Regions from separate parts of the Homo sapiens genome. Here region 2 is linked to region 1. The links are chromatin loops, found by intact Hi-C in ENCODE. Cell type or tissue: GM12878. All regions are shown on one strand. Links, peaks and the distances in the headings refer to the core of each region. The heading gives the core; the rest is flanking DNA. Region 1 has its middle 21 kb from the start of ARMCX6. Region 2 has its middle 23 kb from the start of ARMCX4.

Evidence for each region. Hi-C counts contacts between places; a loop is a spot of excess contacts. Peaks named below come from ENCODE experiments on the same cell type or tissue, not always from the same donor. Only the 100,000 strongest peaks of a DNase experiment are listed, where the experiment ranks them.
Region 2: a loop joins it to region 1, with 4 times the contacts of the local background. A loop is called at or near these places in 2 of 110 quality-filtered maps.

Annotation. Positions count from the first base shown.
Region 1 is chrX:101,592,470-101,600,809 of GRCh38, reverse strand. It overlaps the pseudogene ARMCX7P. Among named protein-coding and RNA genes, the nearest start is that of ARMCX6, 21 kb to the left of the region's middle. In GM12878, for the core only: a CTCF peak has its summit at 4,535 (motif pointing left); a DNase peak (open chromatin) is centred at 4,609.
Region 2 is chrX:101,458,241-101,466,580 of GRCh38, reverse strand. It overlaps a transcript of ARMCX4 not described here. Among named protein-coding and RNA genes, the nearest start is that of ARMCX4, 23 kb to the left of the region's middle. In GM12878, for the core only: a CTCF peak has its summit at 3,503 (motif pointing left); no DNase peak of the experiment used is centred there.

The sequences.
Region 1 (8,340 bases), core at 127-8,126:
GGGCTGTTTTTATGTTTGCGTTACATATGGAATGGGGGCACCGGCGCTCTTGCCAGTGCTGAGAACCTCTCAGTGTCTTGATCAGGCCCTGGGAGGCAGGCATGCTCCCGACTCCCCCCGCGCATCCCAGGGAGGCAGAATCCACGGGAACTGGGCTCGTACCCAGGCACTGCAACCAGTCAGGGGATGAGGGGCAGGACAGAAGGGCTGTGCGTGAGTGCTTTCGGGAGGGCAGTGCCAGCAAATGGACAGGAGGGTTTTGACTTGGGCCAAGACAACGCCGTGGAGACACTTGGACGCTGATGGGCTTTTCTGTGACAGAGTTTGCTCAGGAGATGGGCAGAAAGCCTCTGGGGCGCTCCCTGAGTTAGGACTCAGCTGCGGCCTCACGGTGTCAAGTGCCTCAGCGATGGTGGACAAGCGCACGTAAAGGGAAACTTGGTAGCGTGCAGGGAAGTAGGGAGGTGCATGCTAATTCGGGACCACAGGCTAGGAGGATGCCTTTGTGCTCAAAGAGACTGAGCAATGAGGTGTCACTAAAGACAGCATTGGCGAAGCAGGCTCCACTGGGAAAAGTGCATGCGGAGCTGTCTGCAGGGAAATCCCCTTTGAAATCAGATTGCCCAGCCAAACTGCGGCTGGCTTGGGAGAAAGGGTGGTCCTTCTGACAGCTCTTAGGAACCCTTAGGAACCGGGACAGGGCTCCCAGAGCCAGCCAAGGAAGCCCCAGCAGTGTGAGCCTTGACAGGGGATGTGGTGTCACAACAACTGCAAGTCACTTGTTGGCCATCCCAGGCACCAGGGCCTGGGAAGAGGTCTGGTCCCCATTCCAGGTGGGAGGGTTTCCCAGAGTTGGTCAGGGGACCCGGCAGGCACTCAGGCCGTCTGGCCAGCATGGACTGTGGGGCAGATGGTACAAGCAGGAAAGTTGTAACCCACCTGGAAGGCAAGCTGCGGGGGGAAGGGAGAATAAGACAAGAAAAGAAAGCTTTGTTCTGTGTGGAACAGAACAAGCAGAATGCCCAGCACCACAGAGATCGCGGCTGCCCAGGACACAGTGACCCACAGCAGCAGCCCTGGGAGACCGAGAGGGCACCGGGCACGGCAGCAGCCTTGCCCAAGGGGAAGCAGATGTGTTTACTGGGTTTGCCATGGCTTTAGGGAAGGGGACCACTTCTTGACACATCACAAACATGCAGGGAACCTGGCTTTGCTGATTCAGGGGCTAAACCTGCTGGGCGGGATCTGGTAATGTTGGAGGTGGGGGCGGGGCAGAACGAGCTGCCCTGACCCATGGAGTGCTTCTGCGCCCACGGGCTCTTCCTTTCCTGGCAAGGTGCAGGCACCTCAGATGGAGAGTGTGGAGGTGTCTCCGGATGGATGGAGTGGCCACGGTCGTGCCAAGTGCCCTCAGCATCTGCCCTATCACCCCCGCAGGTAGTTGATGGAGGGCTCCACTGTCCCCTTCCTGGGTCCCACCACAGGTAGTGGGGATATGGAAGAAAGGAGGTTGCTCCAAAGGGAGCAGCGGCCAACCCTCTCACTCTGCCAGGAAGTAGCGCTGGGGATCCCAAGGAAGAGAGAAGGAGGGCTGGAAGCAGATTTCCCCCTGGCTTCGCAGGAGGGATAGAACTACACAGGGTAGGTGCTGGGCAAGCGGCAACCTTTATCGCCATCATTGTGCAATAAATGCGCCCCGATGCGTGGTAGAGCGCCCCCACCCGTTCCACCCCGGTCCCCATCCCCACGTCGGGATGCGCCGACAATCGAAAAGGCCAGGGTTACTGACCTTTCTCTCCAGGCTGGCAGTCAAGGAAAAGACATTAAGAAGGGATTTCTCTGTGCCGGGGCACGGTGCTGCCTGCTCCACGGGTGTTGTCTCTTTCAGTCCTCTCAACATTCCATCCTAATTCCACGAACTCCCCCGCTGTGCCCCTCCCCTTCCCCCACCCCCGCCTCCAGCCCCTTCTTGAAGTTTATTCTGAGCACTGCAGCCCCTCTCTATCCCTGCCTCCTGTGAGCACCGATAAGCCTGCATTTGTCACGGAGCAGACGTTCCAGTCAGCTGGCGTTTACCGTGCTTTTTTTTTTGTCCTTCTCTCCGTGCAGACTGTAAACTCAAGGACAAGGACCATGACTCTTTTCTGCCAATCAAAGCACACAACTTTATTGATGATACACACAGATGCGGACTTGGGTGGAAGAGGTTAAGTCGGTACAATAGACAGAAGAGCAGTGCACTTTTTTGATGAATAGGTTCACTATCCATCAGGCGCGTGTAGAAGAAAGAGCAAACGAAAAATAATTCAACCTAAGCTGCAACAAATGCATTTTCAGCTCAAGCCGCGATATGCCTCTGGTCTCTGCAAAGCGGTCCCGCTTGGACAGGGAGACCACCACAGGCAACAATAGCACTCGTGATGCTGTAATTTGATGTTCTTTGTCCACAGCAGGCAGCTGAAGTGATCCCCTCACCACATGAAGGAGGCTGCAAGGGAGGAATTTACAATGCCAACATTGCCTGCAGACTGCACAACCAAGAAGTTACTCAAAGCTCTGTGGGAGCCCCTGCCTGGCCAATAAGAGTGTGGTCCTGGATTGAGCCCTGGAACTTTCACCCAATGAGGTGGTGATTGGCTAAGGCTGGATCTTCAGTAGCACCCTCTGCAGATTCTTTGACATCTGCAAACCAAGCGCGTTGTGGGTGGATTCCGTCCCATTGTGTTCGAGAGGGCCGTTTATGGGGCAGGGGTTTCCAGGAGAATCTCTCTGTTTCCATTTCTGATAAAGAGGGACATGAATGAGAAGAGCATCTGGGCACCGACTAACTCCCCCGCCAAGACTGGCTTTTCAGACAAACCCATCAGCGGTTTCAAAACCTGAACCTTAGCACATCCACTTCCCTCTGATATCAAAGGAAACTTCAAGTCTGAAGCGGACTTGGCAAGCATGTTATTAATAACTGTCATGCTTATTAACAAATTTAATCCGGCCTGCTGCAGAAATGAGTTGCAGCAACGTGACACAGTCTCCCGACACACTTCATTGATGTACATCTTAATCTGGCCCTGACTTTCAATACTCGCATTTAAGTTATCCGGGGCACACAAAGCCTCTCTAACAGTGGGGTCTGGAGTGGGGCTCGTGTTTCTAGCCATTGAGAGGCTGGCCAAATGGCTATTGATATCCTGGCTAAATGGAAAGCCCGCATCCTTGGGCTCGGCAAACAACAGTTTTCCCTGAATGAAAAGACACTTGGAGAGGTCTAGAACACAACTGCCATTTTTAAAGTTTTGAGCATACCCAGAAATTTTTTTATTTTCATTGGGGGAATAGGTCATTCATTTTTATTTCGATGGTTTGCTTTTGGAGAGGCTGAGAGTTCTTACTGCCCATGATTATTGTCAGACTGATCCCCAGGGCTTGGCTTATCCTCAGTTCTTGACTGAAGATCATGGACCTTGCCTGTCTTCCCCACTGTCTGCAGCTCCCACGCTCTTTTTGTTTTTCTTGCTTGGTTGTGCCTTCTTCTGATAAGTGGATGAACACTGTGTCAACTTGTAGACCAGACTTCCATATCTTCTTTCACAAATTCGTCAGTCTGAGTATATCCCACATCTAATGCAAGTCACAGATGGGCATCACTCTTTAAAAGGTGCTCTAGTTGTGGCATTCTAGGAAGGAGATTGTTAGACATTCTTTTCCTGGACACAATCAATCTAATTGCCATCCAACATGGACCTAGCAGCAATGCAAACACATAAAGCTTTCAGATGAGTCTCCCCAAAGAGACATGTCAATGCACAGGATACAAGGGTATCAGTATCTCTATTTCCGGATTGAAGGTCTTAATTTTCAAATGTTCCTCCTCTGGGGTTTAACCTCCCTCAAGCTCATTTCCACTATTTTCCCACAGGTGCAGCATTTATCTTTTTCCAGCACCAATATAAGAGGAGAAAAAAACAAAGGCTGTGAGAGGGAGAAGCTGAATTGCCTCTGGACTCTGTAGTCTGCCTCGGACGCCTCGTTTCCACCCCTTATCTCCAGCATATCACACTCTGTGGAGCAATTTCTTTCCTCCCTTACTTAGATTATTGTCTACAGGTAGACAGAGAAAAGAGGATAGAGATTGGTAAATGCATTGACACATAAGTTTCAGGTGCATCCACTCCAGAGTGAGGAATATAACTTTCCAGAGTCTCCCATTTAGGTCTCAGGCACACCCATCTTCCCCACCCTGGCCTCCTGCCACTTTATTCCTCGCCCTTCTCCTATGAATGCCCACTTTTCTGATCTACCTCACCTCACTCCCCTTTCTGTGCTATAGATTTTGACACTGCTTTCCCAGAGCCATAAAGGATTGGGATTAAGGGTTTTCCGAAAACAGGACAGGAGTAGAAGGGCAAGTTCTAGTTTAGCACTTGTGTGTACCACCCTCTTGTGACAGGTTCTGGCTCCACATATCCTTGAAGGAATACATTCTTTCTTCAGTCTCTGCCAGATAACCTGTAATTTTCTTCTTCCTTTTTCTTGGGTTGCACTGCCCCCTACAGACAGACAAACAAACCAATATCTATCAGTAGGGTGGGTGAACACAGTGCTGGGTGATAGGCCACAGTTCCTTTTACTGATTCTGGACTCTGTCAAACATTTCTCACCTCTCACTCTCGGTTCCGCAACACCAACTCTCCCCCGATCCTATGCACCATTTAGAGAACTAAAATAAGCTGGTGGGTGGGGCGAGAGTGTAGGGGAAGATGACTCTGTCCCAATCTTGACCCTAAGACTTCCCAGGCAATCCTCATTCTCACACCACCCTGCACATAACCAGAGCAGTTTCTTCTTTCTTCACTCATCTACAAACGTGCCTCTCTGAGGTCAACAGCAGAGAGCTGATGGCTGGATCAAAAAGATTTGACTTTCCCACAGATCTTGGTCACCTGAGATATATGTCACTAATGAGCCATGGTTGCCACCAGTAGTGATGCAAGAGTGTGCCTGCCTCTCTCTCTTCCCCCCAGCACACCAGACCTGTTACTCATTTTTTTTTCTTCACCAATCCTGGAATCCAAAAGAAAGTGCATTACCATTTTGTTGGAATTTGTTTTTCTCTGATTTCCAGAGACAAAACTTATTCTGATACTTTCTTATCTTCTCCTGGAGCAACTGTTTCTTTGTATTTATACTTCTTTATCTTCATCCTAGAATACTGGGCAACAGCACGTCTTTTTACTTCCCCTCCCCTCAGCAACTAATATCCATCATCTTGCTTAGACCCATGAAAAAAGCAGATTTCATAAAACAAGGCATGGAGAGATAAATATGTTTAATTACATTTTTCTTGCCTCTGCTCACTTTTCTTGGAAATAATGACTTTTTAAAAAGATTTTTTATGCCTTTTGTACGTATAAGGAGTTTTCTGGAGTGATACTTGCTAGAATGACACCACTGGTTATTTCTGAGAATAGTATTTAAGGCAATACACAGTCTAGCTGAAGTGTCAAGTGTTAAGTTCAGTGGGACATGGAAATTAACAGAGCGGTCTCTTGGACAAGACCACCTAGTTTTCCCAACAGGCCCCCATGAGATAGAATTTGCCTTGCTGAGTTCACTATACTCCAGGCTCTACCCCCTAATTTTGTTTTCAGAGTAAAACTGTGCACAATTTATGACATTACACCCAAGAGAAATGCATGCATATATTTACCAAACGACATGTATAAAAATGTTCATAGCAGCACTATTCATAATAGTCCCAAGCTGGAAACAATCTAAATATCCGTCATTAATAGAATGGATACATAAAATATAGTACATACATAAATAGCAATGAATACTCTACATGCAACAGTATGGATTACTCTCACAGATGTTAGCAAAAAATTAGACACAAAATAATATATACTGTATGATTCTGCTTACCTAAAGTTTTTTAAAATTCAAAACTATCTATGTTTTTAGAAGTCAGAATAGTGGTTACACTTAGGATGCATTAGTGACTAGATGGGGACTTGGAGGGAACTTCCAGTGTGTGGTTCATGTTTATTTCTTGCTCACTTTGTGAAAATGTATTGAGCTGATCACTTGTGCACTTTTCTGTATATACAGTATACTTCAACAAAAGTTTACTTAAAGATCTCAATGGTGAGTTAGAAAAATGAGAGGTGGAGTGGCCAAGATGGCCAATTAGAAGCAGCTAGGGTGGATGGCTCTCATGGAGAGGAACAGAAGGGGTGAGTAAATACAGCACCTTCAACTGAAATGTCCATGTACTTGCATTGGGACTAATCAAGGAAACAACTTGACTTACGAAGAACAAAGAAAAGCAAAGCGGGATGATGGCCCACCCAGGAGCGACACGAAGCCAAGGGAAGTTCCACCTCCTAGGGAAGCAGTGAGTGAATGTACAACCCCAGAAACCCACGCCTCTCCCACTGATCTTTGCGACCCTTGGGTCAGAAGATCCCCTCATGAAACCACTCCACCAAGGCCTTCAGTCTGACACACAGAGCTATGCAGGGTCTTGGCAGAGCAGCCATTCAGACACACGTGGAGACCAGGGAGCTTTAAATACTCTGGCTCTGGGCTTCCCAGCAAAAGTAACTGCAACTCCAGCAAAGTAGGTTAGAACTCCTACTACCCCTAGGAAAGAGGCTGAAACCAGGGGGCCAAGCAGGGATGGTCTGCAGGCCCCATGTCCACGGCACTTCACAGGATAAAACCCACTGGCTTGGAATTCCAGCCAGCCACCAGTAGCAGTGTGGCACCTACCTGGGATGGAGCACCCACGGGGAGGGGCGGGCCTCCATCTTTGTCATTTGGGTGACTTAGCCATTCCAGCCTGTGGGCTCTGGAGAGTCCAAACTGACCAGGGGCAGAAGGGATCCCCCAGCACAGCACAGCTGCTCTATCAAAACATGGCCAGACTGTTTCTTTTCCCCAATCCCTTCCTCCTCACTGTGGGGGGACCTCCCAACTGGGGCGTTCAGCAACCCCTGCTGGTGTTCTCTGGCCAAAAAAGATTTGAAAACTCCCTGGGACAAAACTCCCAAAGGGAGGGGTGGGCCACCATCTTTGTTGTTGGACATCTTAGCAGTTCTAGCCTTCAAGCTTTGGTGTGTCTGAGGCTACCAGGGGCAGAAGTGGTGCCCCAGCACAGCACAACAGCCCCCGAAAACATGGCCAGACTGCTTTTTTAAGTGAGTCCCCAAACTTGTTCTATATCACCAGGTAGAGCCACCCAACCAGGGTCTTCGGCTACACCCACCAGTGTTCTCTGTCTGACAGAGGTTTCAGGTCTCCCTGGGACAGAGCTCCCAAGACGAAAGGAAGGCCACCATCTTTGCTGTTCAGGTGACTCAGCCATTCCAGCCTTCAGCCTTAAGAGGTGACCAGGGGCTGAAGTGTGCCCCCAGCCCAGCACAGCTGCTCAACAAAAACATGGCCGGACTATATTTTTAAGCAGGTCCCCAATTCCATTCCTCCTGAATGGAAGAGACCGCCCATCCGGGGTCACCAGCCACCTCCTACAGGTGCATTTGGGCCAGCAACAGGTCTGTACCTCCCTGGGATGGAGCTCTCTGATAAAGGAGCAGGCTTCCACCTTTGCTGTTTCACAACCTTCACTGGTGATAGCTTCAGGTACTGGAAAATCTGAGGTGACTAGGGACTGGAGTGGGCCCCCAGCATACTGCAGCAGCCCTACAGAAAAGTGGCCAGACTGTTAAAAGAAAAAAAATCCAAAAGTCAGAAATCTCAAAGATTGAAGGCAGATAAGCCCACAAAGACAAGAAGGAATCAATGCAAGAAGGCTGAAAACTCAAAAAGCCAGCATGCCTTCTTTCCTCCAAATGACCACATCACCTATCCAGCAAGGGTGAGGAAACAGGTTGAGGCTGAGATGGCTGAAATGACAGAAGTAGAATTCAGAATATGGATAAGAATGAAGTTCACTGAGCTAAAGCTGTATGTTGTAACCCAATGCAAGGAAGCTAAAAATCATGGTAAAACATTGCAGGAGATGGCTGAGTGTGGTGGCTCATGCCTGTGATCCCAGCACTTTGGGAGGCTGAGGCAGGTGGATGACTTGAGGTCAGGAGTTAAGACCAGCCTGGCCAACACAGCAAAACCCTGTCTCTACTAAAAATACAAAAATTAGCTGGGCATGATGGTGTGCACCTGTAGTCCCAGCTACTCAGGAGGCTGAGGCAGGAGAATCACTTGAATCCAGGAAGTGGAGTTTGCAGTGAGCTGAGACCATGCCACTGCACTCCAGCCTTGGCAACAGAGCAAGACACTGTCTCAAAAAAAAAAAAAAAAAAAGGGCCAGGCACTGTTGCT
Region 2 (8,340 bases), core at 15-8,014, 130 kb after region 1:
CATGTTGTTGCTTGTATTAATTGCTTGGTCCTTCTTATTGCTAAGTAGTATGCCATTGTATAGTACAATTTATTTATTCACCAGATGATGGACACTTGGGTTGTTTCTAGGTTAGGCCAATTACCAAGAAAGCTGCTATAAATATTTGCATGCAAGTCTTTGTGTGGACCTATGTTTTTATTTCTCTTGGGTAAATACTGAGGAGTGGGATTGTTGAGTCACATGGGAAGTGTATGTTTAACTCTATACAAAACTCTTTTCCAAAGTGGCTGTACCATTTTACATTCCCACTAGAATCATATGAGAGTTCCAGTTGCTCCAATTCTGACATGCACTTGGTTTTGTCATTTTTAAAGCCACTCTAACAGATGCAGATATTCTAATCTTTTACCTGTATTTTTAAAATTCAGTTGTTGTTTTCTTAATATCGAATTGTGAGAGTTCTTTATATATTCTGGATAAAGTCCTTTATTAGCTTTGTTAAGTTACAAATATTTCATCCCTGTCTATAGTTCAGCTTTCATTTCCTTAACAGCATCTTAGAAAGGGCAGTAGTCTTTATTTGGGTACATCCAGTTTATTTATTCACCGTTTATGGTTTGTCCTATTTGTGTCCTACCAAAAAAAGTTTGCCAAACACAAGATCACAAATATTTTCTATTATATTTTCTTCTAGACATTTTATAATTTTAATAATTTTAAAGTTGTAGCTTAATTTTGCAATAGCTAAAGGATATACACTGTGTTATTTCACCCTTTGCTGTTTGTTGAGACTAAATTTATGCCTTTCATGTAGTGAAATTTTGTAGATGCTCCTTGTACCTAAAAATAAACTGTATTCTGCAGTTTTAGAGTGCAGGGTTCTACATTTGTCAGTTATGTTAAGATTACTTGTGCAATTCAAATATTTGTTAGTCTTACTTATTTTTGTCTTATTTTACCAATACTGAGAAAAGTTTATACAATGAAACACCATGCGGCAATAATAATGAACAAACTACTGCCGCATGTAACCAAATGGATGAATCTCACAAACATAATGTTGTTATATTATTAAAAGCTGTATTATTAGATGCATGCAAATTTAGAATTATTTGATCTTCCTGCTGAATTGACTCTTTTATCATTACGAAATGTCCCTTTTTGTCTTTACTACCACTTCTTGCTTTAAAGTCTACTTTATCTGATATTAATACAACTACATCAGCTTTTTTGTTAATATTTGCATGGCATATCTTTTTCCATCTTTTTACTTTTAGCCTTCTGTGGCTTCATATTAAAAGTGGATCTCTTATAGACAACATGTAGTTATTTTTTAATACATTCTGATTTTGTGTTTTAACTGGAATGTTTAGGCTGCTTACCTATAATATATATTATATAGATGGTATATTTGGTATTTTGGGGCTTAAATCTACCATCTTACTTTTTGCTTTGTATTTGTTCTTCCTGTTTTATATTGCTTTTTCTCTTTTCTCTTGCCCTCTTTTGAAATGCATAATGGTTTTTTATAATTCCATTTTCCCCATTATCTTGTTAATTATAGATTCTATTACTATTCATGTAGTGGTTACCTTAGAGAATAAAAAATACATCCTAGACATTACTCAAGCCTAGTATAAATTTTACATTGTCTGACTATAGCACACTCCTAAATAAGTATTAGATCCCTTGCCTGCATTCCGCACTCCATCTGTGATTCCAAAGCCTGTGAGATTTTCTATATATATTACTGCCTTGGAGACCAAGTGATGTTGGTCATACACCTTGGCCCTTTAGCACAAAGAAAGGGATTTTATCTCCATCAAGAGAGATACATAAACTGGTACCCATATATACGCATCATTTCATAATATATGTGCACCATTCCAAACAAATGTAACACAGCCATATCCTGAGCTCTAGAAATCTAGAAATCCATCATCTAAAAGGGGAAGCAATGCAGTAAAATTGGAGTTGTGCATATTGGAGTCAGAGTAAGATGGAACCTGGAAACGTTTTCACCCTCTCTTGACCTATCTTCACTTATTTTATAGGTATAACTTGACATTCTTGAACCTACCACTTGATGTTAGCAAATCCTAGAAAGGGATGGGCTGTTCTAGTTGTGGTATTGTGGGTGTTCATTCCCATTCTCTCTCTGTTTTAATATATTTTCTAAATGTTCTACAATGAACACATTTTATTTATTTATTTACTTATTTGAGACGGAGTTTCACTCTTTTTGCCCAAGCTGGAATGCAATGGCGCTATCTCAGCTCACTGCAACTTCCACCTCCCAGGTTCAAGTGATTCTCCTGCCCCAGGCTCCCAAGTAGCTGGGATTACAGGCACCCGCCACCACGCCTGGCTAATTTTTTTTGTATTTTTCATCGAGACGGGGCTTCACCATGTTGGCAAAGCTGGTCTCGAACTCCTGACCTCAGGTGATCCACCCGCCTCTGCCTCTCAAACTGCTGGGATTACAGGCATGAGCCACCGCACCCAGCCTGAACACATATTATTTAAATCTTAGAAAAAATAGGCTGGGCGCGGTGGCTCACGCCTATAATCCCAGCACTTTGGAAGGCCGAGGCAGGTGGATCACTCGAGCTCAGGAGTTGGAGACCAGCCGGGGCAACATGGCGAAACCTTATCTCTACCAAAAATACCAAAAAAAATTAGCCGGGCATGGTGGTGCACACCTGTGTTCCCAGCTACTTGGGTGGCTGAGGTGGGAGGATCCATCACTTGAGCCTGGGAGACGGAGGTTGCAGTGAAGCAAGATCACGCCACTCTGCACTTCAGCCTAGGTGACACAGTGAGACCGCCTCTCAATAAATAAATAAATAAATAATAAAATTAATACTACACATAGTAGGCACTTAATTGTAGCAAGCACTTTATCCATTCCTCTTTGTTATAGAGCAAAATAATACTGTTCATTATCACTACCAAGCTACCACTGGGTCTCTTACTTCTATAACCCCAGTGTCTTTCCCGAAGACAAGACTGGTTCTCACTTTCCCTGAGGTTCAGTTTCCACTTCTTTAAAATGAGGATAACAATCCCTCCTCAAAGGATTGATCTAAATATTTAATGTTATCATGTGTGGGCAGGGGCCAAAGTCTATGCAAATTGACCCCTAACCTAATGGAGAGGCACACAAAAAAGACAAGAGTCCCTTGAAAGAGGAGCAGTGGTACAGTTTGCCAAGAGCACTTGCAAGAGAGTGCTGGAAATGTAGTCTGGATCCATGGGATGAGGAGCCTTGCATGCCAGCTGGGAAAGAGTGCATAGTTCTCTTGGGTGGGTAGTGGATTGCCTCTGAGGGTGTTTGTGTGACAATATTAGAGCTAACTTCAGGGAAACCGTTCTGAGCAGCTGTATGTAAAGTGGCCTGATTCGGGAAGTCATTATAGGTGTATGGTATTTGAGGACTTGAACCACCTCCTCTCTCCAGAGAGTGCTCTGCAGTGTGGACATCAGCCAACCTTGATGGAGAAAGAGAGACAGAATGGAGCCACCTGGTGATTAGAATCAGAGTTGCAATTATGAAAGTCAGGACAGAGGGCTTTGCAAGGGAAGGAGGAAAGGAGGGAAAGGCTTGGACTTATTGGCACCGGCCAGATCTTTCTGGAATGACCACCCACTGGCAGCAATCCTCTGAATATAGGACTTTCTGTGGTCTCTAAGCCCTAAAACTAGACATCCACTTCCAGCCTGAGCTGAAGGGAAAGCTGCATGTGTGAGTGTGTGATTATTTGGGGTGAAGAAGTTTGAGACATAGCAACACACACATAAGTAGATACATCACCAAATCAGTTGCTTTAATCTGCTCTTTTCCCAAGAAACCAGTATACTGTACACATATTTCCAAAACATAATATATGTGTATCTAATTTTTGGGGGGGTTATATATTTTTGCTCTTTACAAATTTTTATCTTTTTTTTTTTTTTTTTGAGACAGAGTCTCACTCTGTCGCCAGGCTGGAGTGCAGTGGTGCAATCTCGGCTCACTGCAACCTCCAACTCCCTGGTTCAAATGATTCTCCTGCCTCAGCCTCCGGAGTAGCTGGGATTACAGGCACGCATCACCACGCCCAGCTAATTTTTGTATTTTTAGTTGAGACAGAGTTTCACCATGTTGGCCAGGATGGTCTCGATCTCCTGACCTTGTGATCTGCCTGCTTCAGCCTCCCAAAGTACTGGAATTACAGGCGTGAGCCACTGCGCCGGCCTACAAATTTTTATCTTAATAAATGTTCCTGATTACAAAATTTCAAACAAGCCAAAAAGGTGTATGTGTAAATTAAATTTATCCTTTCATCTGCCTGACTCTCACTCCCTGACCCAAAGATTTTCACTGAAAATAGGTGCATGTTCTCCAGATGTGTTTATGTACACGTAATTTACTACTGTATAGCTACATATAAAGAAAAATATTTACATAAAATATACAAAATACACATATTCTTCAAAACTGTAGTCATAACATATTCTTCTGCAATTTTCCTATTTCACTTAATATATCTCTGACTTTCATTGATATTTCATTAGCAATGTTTACTGACATAAATATTGCTCTTTCAGTGAATTTTCTTTTGACATCATTGACCCACTGTTGGTCAGTAAGTCTGCCTAACATATCACAAATATAAGCCCCATTAGTTTGCAAATATTCTCTCTACTTTTCACATAACTTTTACCTTTTTTTCTGCAATACACAGTGTTTTAAATTTTTCAATAATGTTAATTAAAATTATACAGCTTTGTAAATTTAAAATTATTACAAAATAAAGTTTAGTTTTAAAAATAAATAATAAATCACACCCATTAGGATGGCTATTATTTAAAAAAAAAGAGAGGGAGAAAATAGTTAAGTGTTGGTGAGGATGTGGAGAAATTGGAACCCTTGTGTATTGCTTGTAGGAATATAAAATGGTGCAGCCACTGTGGAAAATAGTATGGCAGTTCCTCAAAATATTAGGCATAGAATTACCATATGATCCAGAAATTCCACTTCTGGGTATATAGCCAAAAGAAATGAAACAGAGACTTGAACATATATTTGCACACCCATGCTCACAGCAGCATTACTCACAATAGCCAAAAGGTAGAAACCACCAAATGTCCACGAATGGATGAATGGATAAACAAAAGACAGTATATCCATACAATGGAATATTATTCAGCCTTAAAAAGGAAGGAAAGTCTGTTACATGCTGACTCTGAAAACATTATGCTAAGTGAAAGAAGCCAGACACAAAAGGACAAAAGTGGTATGATTCCACTTGTATGAACTACCCAGAGTAGTCAAATTTATACAGAGAAAAGGATGGTGGTTGCCAGAGTCTAAGGAAAAAGAGAATAGGAAGTTATCATTTAATGGGTATAGAGTTTTATTCAAAATGAAGAGTTCTGGAGATGGACAGTGGTGATGGTTGCACAACAATGTGAGAGTACTTAATGCCACTGAGCTGTACACTTTAAAATGATTAAAATGGTAAATATTATGTTATATTGTACAAATAAATAAATAAAACAGTTCATTATAACAGAAATTGAGCAATACCATGGAGAGCATCAAGTGCCAGCACCCAGGGAAATCAGAGCATTCAGAGCCCTGGAGGCTTCAAACAGAAAAGCTTTAGAGTAATTTCAGTTTTCATTATTTAAGCCTCTCCTAACTACCAGCCCACACTCAAGGATAGGGATTATGCAAGTGCATGAACACTAGGAGGCATGGCTCATTGAGATCACCGTCTTAGAGGCTGCTTACCTCATTTGTCCATCTCTTTATATTGGCTACTGGGAAGGTTTCCTATATCATAAGAATTAGCTACATATATTAATAGTTTGCAAATATTTGCTGTCATCATTTTAGACAAGCTTTACTGATTTTTTGCCATATACTGTGTTTTAAATTTTTCAGTAATAATATAATTTAAAAGTAATATATTTCACTATTTTAAAAAACTAAGCCATACCCCGCCCAGCATCAGTTACCCAGACAGATTGGAGTACTTAGAGCCCTGGTGGATTCCAGACACCATGGGGAAAGCTTTACAGTAATTCCAGGTTTCACTACTAAGTAAGCATTTATAAGACAGTTTCCCTGATTTACTTAACATCTCCTAACTTCCTATACCCTGATCTGAATTACGGATTTAATAATAAGTAATTTGAATAGCTAAGATCAAGGGAGATCCCAGGAGCCTGGAGCTTAATCCCTCACCCACCAGGCTCCCCAGGGTAAGAGATGTGATGAAATCACCAATGCCCACATGAGCTGTTCTAAGGACCAGTGACTGGTTCCCTTACATTTTAGGAGAATGATATAGTGTCACCCCCTGCCTGAGTGAATGGCCCAGGTCATGGGCCTAGGTACACTGCAAACTCTGACCCCTTTGCTTTGACTCCAGGCCATGTACTTCCACCAATCCTCTCAGCTCAGTGCAATTCTCTATGTACCTTGTAAAGAATAAATGCTGTTTTGTTTATTTGTTTGTTTGTCTATTAGCCAGACCAGTGGTTCTCAGACTGTGGTCCCTAGAGCAGTAGCATCAGCATTACCTGGGAACTTCTTAGAAATGCATATCTTTGGGTCTCAACCAGATGGTCTGAATCAGAAACTCTAGGGGCAGGGCCCAGCAATTAGTGTTTATACACCTACAGATGATGCATGCTGAACTTTGAGAGCCTCTGCTCCACTCCATAAATGACTGATAGAGTTTTATATGTTATCACCTCTTGTGAGCCTCAGTCTCCTCAGTGGAGGTGACAGATCCCCCTGCTTTACCACAGTGGTGTGAGGAAAAAATGGGAAAACCTGTGCAGATAGTATCTGGTGATACTTCTGCATTGTAAGAGTAATTACCTTCTGGGGCTGAGAAAAAAATAGAAAATCCCTATGCCATTTCCTTTTTTAAAAAATTGTGTTTTCTTGCCCTCCTTATTTTACCTTTTACGTGACTCTAAGAGAGAACATAATGAGAAAATCAACAAAGAATGTCTGACACATAAAAGGACTTCACCAAATGTTAGTCCTGGCCTACCCTGCTTTCTTTCTCACATAAAGAGAAGACTTTGATATAAACTGCATAGAGCTATTATAGCTATTATAGCTACATAGCTATTATAGATAGCATCTGGAAATATAAGCAAGAAATGAAATATACAGGTAGGCCAGCTTCATGAAGGCCCACAGGCACCCAGGCACCCAGGCACCTGCCCTCCCCACTGCAGCCATTGCCAAGATTTATAAGAAGAAAGTCAATTCAGCTAAAGAGGTGCTAAATAAAGAGCCCAAGAGAAGATCTGAAGGTAGTCGTTCAAACCCGCTCCTGCAGAAGTTAAAATTAAATCATAAACAAAAGGCAAAGTAAAAGGATAAACCTTCAGTAAAAAGTACAAACATAAGGGAAAGGAAGGGCAAAAGGGAAACTCACTGGAGTGGCTAAACAAGACACTAAAGACGGCAAGAAAGGGAAAACATAAAAGGTGAATCTAGCCTCTGATGCAGCAGGATGGAAAGAAGCCAAGTCTGAATAGCATACTTATACCCAGTATTATCAGGGGTCCCAATACTTCCCTTCTACAATATAGGGGAATGGTTTTTATCAAGGACTTTGAAAATCCAAGTTTTTTAGTAGCTCCAGGAACACATTTTTAAGAAGGAAGAGATTCTACCCCATTCCATTTTAATTTTAATTTAATTTTATTTTATTTTATTTAGATAAGTATCAATGCTTTGTTTAGAAGAGGAAATCATGCACTAGCTGCCTAGTAAAGCTAGAAATTAGTAGGATATTGAGCCGGGCACAGTGGCTTACGCCTGTAATCCCAGCACTTTGGGAGGCCAAGGCAGGCAGATCACCTGAGTTCAGGAGTTCGAGACCAGCCTGGCCAACATGATAAAATCCCATCTCTACTAAAAACACAAAAATTAGCCGAGCGTGGGGGCGGGCACCTGTAATCACAGCTACTCGGGAGGCTGAGACACGAGAATTGCTTGAACCCGGGAGGCAGAGGTTGCAGTGAGTCGAGATCATGCCATTGCACTCCGTCTCAAAAAAAAAAAAGGGGGGGGATATTGAATTAAAGGAAGCTTTGACTGTCTTATGTGTCAACTTAACATTCCATAGGTTGGATGCAAGGGTAGTTTTTATTTCCTTTTATATGAAGCATAACGAAATGGTAATTTAGAATCACAATTTTGCAGTTAACATGTCATAAATATTTCAAATTACTTATTTATGTTATTTTACTAGTTACCAAGCAAGAAAGCTATCAAGGGCTAGTGGGGTTGTGTCAAAAGCATTCAGGAGCCAACTTGAAAATGATTGCAACAGCAAATTT